2 separate regions of the Homo sapiens genome follow, and region 2 is linked to region 1. Evidence: chromatin contacts called from ENCODE Hi-C or POLR2A ChIA-PET data. All regions are on one chromosome and are shown on one strand. Each heading gives the region's core, a stretch centred on a gene start or an enhancer-like site at or near the end of the contact. The rest is flanking DNA. Distances are from core to core; before and after follow the strand shown.

Region 1 (3,301 bases), core at 223-2,722:
GAATCAGATCTGTGGTAGCTGCAGCCAGAATGAAGGCTGGAAAATAGATAGGAAATACTGTGGGCAGGACCACCACTGACCTGCTTAGTGCATTTTGTGAATTATGAAAAGGTCACCCCAGCTGGGCACGGTGGCTGACGCCTGTAATCCTAGTACTTTGGGAGGCCAAGGTGGGCAGATTGCTTGAGCCCAGGAATTCAAGTTCAGCTCAGACAACACGGTAAAACCCTGTCTCTACAAAATATACAAAAAATTAGCCAATATGGTGGTATGTGCCTGTGGTCCCAGCTACTCGGGAGGCTGATTTAGGAGACTCACCAGAGTCCAGGAGGTCAAGGATACAGTGAGCTGTGATCGTGTCACTGTACTCCATCCTGGGTGATAAAAGTGAGACCTAACTAAAAAAAAAAAAGTACCACTTCTTTAAGACATTTTACTTCCATCTGTTAGAAAATTGTTGTAATATGTTTATTAGAATAAGACACTTGACTGCCATCTGCTGGAAAATTATTAAAGATATGTCTTTGGTTTCAATGCTCCTCTCCTTTTCACATCCTTGTGCAGTACACAAATTTTGTGGGTGCGAGTAATAGGACTTGGTAACGGATCACATTTCTTATTAAAAGGAAAAGGAAGAAATCTCAAGTTTGGATGGTAGGGAGGTTAGTAGTGACATTAATAGAACTAGAACTTATTATTGGGGAATAGATTTATAAGGCAGAATCATTCTTTACATGGAAAGACACTCATCTTATTATTTATTGATCCCAATTGTTTGCATTTACTTAGTAAGAATTTTGATACCTTTTCTTCTAGAATCTCAGCTCTCCCCCCTTGTGACATCTGAGAATGTTGACCAGTTCCTCTTTTGTATTCCATACACCCCTCTCTTCTGTATCTTTTCTTTCTATTCTGAACGTTGCTTCTTATCCGTCTCCTTTGCAGGCCCTTTTCCCTCAGTTTCCATTCTTGTGCTTTTTTATACAGTGGGCGCTCAATAAATGTTTGTTTAATTGAATTGCATTGCTTTTGAAAGATCAGTTGCAGGTTTTTCAGGAGACTGATTCATAGGCAGTTAGGGACTAAGGGCGTGCCAGAATTCAGAAAGTAGAAACCTATCCTAAATACAGTTCCTTGTTTCGGGATGTATTTTTTACACAGTAGGTCACTCTTCCTTGGGGAATATCTGTACTGTTGATCCGTTCATCATTGTTCAGCAGTGGCAACACCAGGAGAACAAATTATTTACATTGGCTGTGTCATATGGGTGTGTCTAATTCGGAGAACTTTCAAACAAAATAATGAAGCTTCCCCAGCTTCTAACTTGGGAAGTATGAAAAGTTACTTAAAAAAAAATCTTGACTCTTGTTTAAGTACATCAGTGACTGATTAAGTCACAACACATTTTAATATTTTCATTCGAGGTTTCTTGCTAACATTCTTACCACCACTACCACTAACCCCACCCCATGTGTGTAAGTTACTTTTCCTTTCATTTTTCGTGGGTCTTGTGTGTTAAGGCAAAGTCAAGAACTTTGCTCTTCTGATAACTTAACATTGATTGTGTGACTGCTTTGTGCAAATTGCTATGGGATGCCTCATGGAAATTACAAAGGTTTCGTTTGCTTCTGCCCTTCAAGAGAGACTTGCTTAGTGGGAGAAGTAGATGCATATGCAACTGCTCCAGGGCAGGCGATGACAAGGATCATAATATAGTGCAGACAGAGACAGGATTCCCTGTCTTAGAGTGATATAAACATCACTCGAAGACTGAGTCACATATATGGACTTGCCATATTTCTTTCCTAAATTGCACACTTAACTCTTCACTTTCCTGGGCTGGATTAGAATTTGTTTTCGTCGAAGGCTTCATGAGTTGAAAGCACATTACATATATGTAAGATTTAATGGATTTAATTTAAAATGCATTGAATAACATTAATTTTAGCAGGTTTGATTGTTTTAAATGCTTTTAAGCCGGCACTCTTAAACGAAAATAGAGAATATCAGAGTGATATTAAATAAACAATGATATAAAACAGGAGTTTTATGTTTATGGAAACCTAGTATTTAGGAAATAAATATCCTGAAATTCTCTAGCCAAATTATATTTTTAAATGTTTTGAGCATAGGATACAAGTTATAAACAGCCTAGTAGGGAAAAATGTATATTACTGTCATAAACATAGGTAGTATTTAAAATATTAAATATGGATAATTGATATTTAATTGAAGTGCTTTTTATTTAATTAAAGCCAATGACATTTTAAAATTATTTCTTTATTAATTTTTCTTCAATTAAATTTTAGCCTGTATTTTAGATACAAGGGGTGCATGCGCAAGTTTGTTATATGGGACTATTGCATAATGCTAAGGTTTGGGGTATGGATCCCATCACCTGGGTAGTGACCCTAGTACTCAATAAGTGGTTCTTCAGCCCACATTCTCCTCCCTCCTCCACCCCCAGTAGACCACAGTGTCTGTCATTCCTGTGTTTATGTCCATGTGTGCTCAATGTTTAGCTCTCATTTATAAATGAGAACATGCAAAGCCAATGACATTTTTCCAGTCATTGGAGTAACAAAGACGTTTGAATTTTAAAAATTTAAATATATTTAAGATTGAAATTTAGGCCGGGCGTGGTGGCTTACGCCTGTAATCCCAGCACTTTGGGAGGCTGAGGCTGGCAGATCACCTGAGGTCAGGAGTTTGAGACCAGCCTGACCAACATGGAGAAACCCCATCTCTACTAAAACTGCAAAATTAGTTACAAAAATAGTAGAGTGATTTATGTAATAAGTAAACAGTTCAGGTTTACTTGACTTAATAGCATAATGATTTACAGCTTTTACTTAAATTCATTCTGAGATGAAATAATACAGCCTCTAGGAAGATACATTATCTGGTTTTCCTTTGCATTTTCATTAAAAATCTAAAATTGGAAATGAAGTATGTCAACTAGTTTTAGAAATGATAGTAAATTGGGAAGCATCTCAAATAGCAGTAGAAAAGAAGATACCAAAAAGGTTTAGAAATATCACAGGAAATAGTGAGATTCAGCCTAAGAAAATGCAAGCTAATACATGTAAGAGCAAATAATCTGAAATAGATATTTAATGAGAGACAATGCTTAGTAGTAGTGAAAGGGAGTCAGGTGCTATCAGACAGCAAAGCAGATATGAGGTTGCGGTGTGATACGGCAGTCACAGAGCTGTTGCCATCTGGGGGGTCATCTTGCAAGCTCATTACAATAAAGCAGGGAAGCAGAAATCTCTTACAAATGTCAGTGTTAAGACCACAT
Region 2 (2,932 bases), core at 276-2,775, 250 kb after region 1:
TTAATATCTAATTTACATACAGGACATCTTCAACTTGACTTTTCTTGTTTCTAGTAATTTTTAGGTAATTTTCTTTGGTTTTTCGGCTGTACGATCATCCAAATAGTAATTCTACATCCTTTTCGTTATTTATTTCTTGGTATGTGTCCTCTTTTGGAATTGCATTTGTTGCCACTCCGAGAACCATGTAAACTAACAGTTATGGTACTGAAGGCCTTGACTTTTTTTTTTTTTTTTGAGACGGAGTCTTGCTCTGTCGCCCAGGCTGGAGTGCAATGGCACTGTCTTGGCTCACTGCAGCCTCCACCTTCTAGGTTCAAGTGATTCTCCTGCCTTAGCCTCCCGAGTAGCTGGAATTACAGGCGCCCGCCACCATGCCCAGCTAATTTTTTAATTTTTTAGTAGAGACGGGGTTTCACCATGTTGGTCAGGCTGGTCTCAAATTCCTCAGGTGGACCTCAGGTGATCCACCCATCTCGGCCTCCCAAAGTGCTGAGATGACAGATGTGAGCCACTGTACCCGGCTGCCTTGGCCTCTTTCTTGACTCTAATGGTAATGTATCTAGTTTACTCACTGGACAAGGTATACTGACATTTGCTGTGAAGCATGTGTGTTTGTTATACGTAGAGTACACATGCTTATTTTACTAATGGTTTTTCTTGTTTTAATCAGGAATAATAATTTATGTGGAAAATGCCATTTCATCAGTGAATATGTTTGTTAATTCTATATTTGTTTATTATTCAGCAATGAGTTCTTAATTTTTTTTCATGAGCCTTAGAGTATTTTTACACTTGCTTCATAAACAGGTTTTGCAAGATTTCCTTCCTCTGTGCTCTAGCATAACACAGTATAAATATCATCTGAATTCTGTCACTTGGGTCTGAAAGGATTTTACCTAAGTAACTTACTTACTAGCCTAGTATGTTTTTGGATTGTAGCACTTTAGAAAATTTTCTTAATTTCTTCCATGGCACTTGGTCTCTTGGTTGATATCAGGGAGAGATTTCAAAACTTGTATTCTCTGAGAGGTGAGAGATGGGATGGTTAGATCTTAAATAAAATTACATATACTGATACTTCCCTTTCTCCAGGTGATGGTATTATTATATTTGGTATTTTATTGTTTTAAATTAATTTTTAAAAGTTAAACTGTGAAACATGAGACATGCCAAAAGCACATAAAGCAGTTTCTCTTAATCTCATTAGACTTCAGTCTATGGAGTTTTATGATCCTGCCTCTATGTCAGCATCTTTCCCTAGAAATCTATTTGTTTTTATTTGTTTTTAAGAAACAGATCCAGACTAAGTAGTTAGCATTTGGCTTTAGGCAACATTCAATAAAGTTAACTAACTCTGAACTAAAACATATATATTCTTTTCTGTTGACGTCATATTTAAAGTACCTAGCCTTTTCCTCCATTCCTGAAAGGAGCTTGGTTAGGGAGGACTTTAGTCAAAGGAACAGATGATGCACCTCAAATACTTACTGATATAAAAAATAACTTTCAGTTTTATCACTCTGATCAGAAATTCATTTCCTGACCAAAAGTCACACTTTATACAGCTGTCTGAGTTTCCTGTGCCCTTGTCAAAGGGCTTGCTTTTGAAATATATTTAAGAAACAGCAGTTGCTGAAACATTTTAGGGGCTGGGGGACTTCTTCATGAAATGGAAGCAAGACTGAAGATTTGACTGTTTTTGCCTCTTAGATTGCATTCTAGGGGTCTAAATTATTTTTTATGGAGCTGGCCCCTGACTGGCTGTTGAGATCACCTTTACTTTTTCTCTCAGCCATCATCTAATTATGAGACAGAGGATTGTAGAATCCTAGAGTTGAATAGTTCACACCAAATTAGTCATGTTCCTGGTTTAGGGAGTAATTTCTTTGGTTGCTAAAGGAATATACTCAGTTATATTAATGAAAGATTTTAACCCATAACTAAAATATTTAACATTTTATTCATTAGTTTCAAATACCATCTCTAAAATTACCAAAGTCAAAATTCTACTTATTAATTTTAATACGTTATGTGTTCATTTGTTTCAAAAGTAGAAAGTATACAGCGAAAGGCCTTTCCCATACCCCCGTTACCCTGATACTCAGTTTTCTTCCCTTTACGAGAAACATTTAGCTGGAAACAAAATTAACCTGTTTTTCTTCATTGCTTTCTCATGCCTTTGCCCCTAAGCACACTCTAGGTAAAATTGTGAAATAGGTTGTATTTATTTGGAATAACACTCTTACTCTGGTCCCCTGACCTGTGTTGGTTTTGTACATTGACTTATACATTGGTTCTCAACCTGTTATATCTTGTATCAATTTTCTATGAAAAATTCCTGTGATAATATTAAACAGAATTTACTGAGAAAGACATTTTTACGTTAGAGACATTATGCCTTAACAGTTAAGATCGCCCGGGCGCGGTGGCTTACGCCTGTAATCCCAGCACTTTGGGAGACCGAGGTGGGCAGATCATGAGGTCAGGAGATCAAGATCATCCTGGCTAACATGGTGAAACCCCGTCTCTACTAAAAATACAAAAAATTAGCCGGGTGTGGTGGTGGGCGCCTGTAGTCCCAACTACTCGGGAGGCTGAGGCAGGAGAATGGCGTGAACCCGGGAGGTGGAGCTTGCAGCGAGCCGAGATCGCACCACTGCACTCCAGCCTGGACGACAGAGCGAGACTCCATCTCAAAAACAAACAAAAAAAACCAATTAAGATCATAGAGTTATAGTTTAAAATTAGGTCATAGTTTACGGTATGGTATGAGAAAGCAGTATGCCTCTTAAGGTATACTGTTTTGTATAAATGAATGAATAAATGAATGATTGATATGGGAGATACCATATTGTTAGGAACCAGTATAAACTAAGGGAAAACTTTTCCATGCTATTGGAATTCTAACAGCTTTTGGGGGACAACTATT

What was found. Hi-C counts contacts between places; a loop is a spot of excess contacts on that map. ChIA-PET counts read pairs that join two places held with the same protein, here RNA polymerase II (POLR2A). Pooled maps may share reads with other maps.
Region 2: a pooled map shows a loop between it and region 1 (2.7-fold over the local background). The contact joins two enhancer-like sites. A Hi-C loop is called at or near these places in 5 of 50 pooled maps. POLR2A ChIA-PET finds 5 or more read pairs at or near these places in 3 of 52 experiments (OCI-LY7, PC-9 and T-cell).

The regions. Positions count from the first base shown.
Region 1 is chr7:7,760,964-7,764,264 of GRCh38, forward strand. The region is part of intron 2 of UMAD1 (UBAP1-MVB12-associated (UMA) domain containing 1); the gene reads left to right. Among named protein-coding and RNA genes, the nearest start is that of RPA3, 44 kb to the left of the region's middle. Within about 2 kb of position 1,473, at least 10 of the 41 ENCODE cell types and tissues checked have a DNase peak (open chromatin) inside an H3K27ac peak, as active enhancers do.
Region 2 is chr7:8,013,771-8,016,702 of GRCh38, forward strand. All of the region lies in intron 2 of GLCCI1 (glucocorticoid induced 1), which reads left to right. Among named protein-coding and RNA genes, the nearest start is that of GLCCI1, 46 kb to the left of the region's middle. Within about 2 kb of position 1,526, at least 4 of the 41 ENCODE cell types and tissues checked have a DNase peak (open chromatin) inside an H3K27ac peak, as active enhancers do.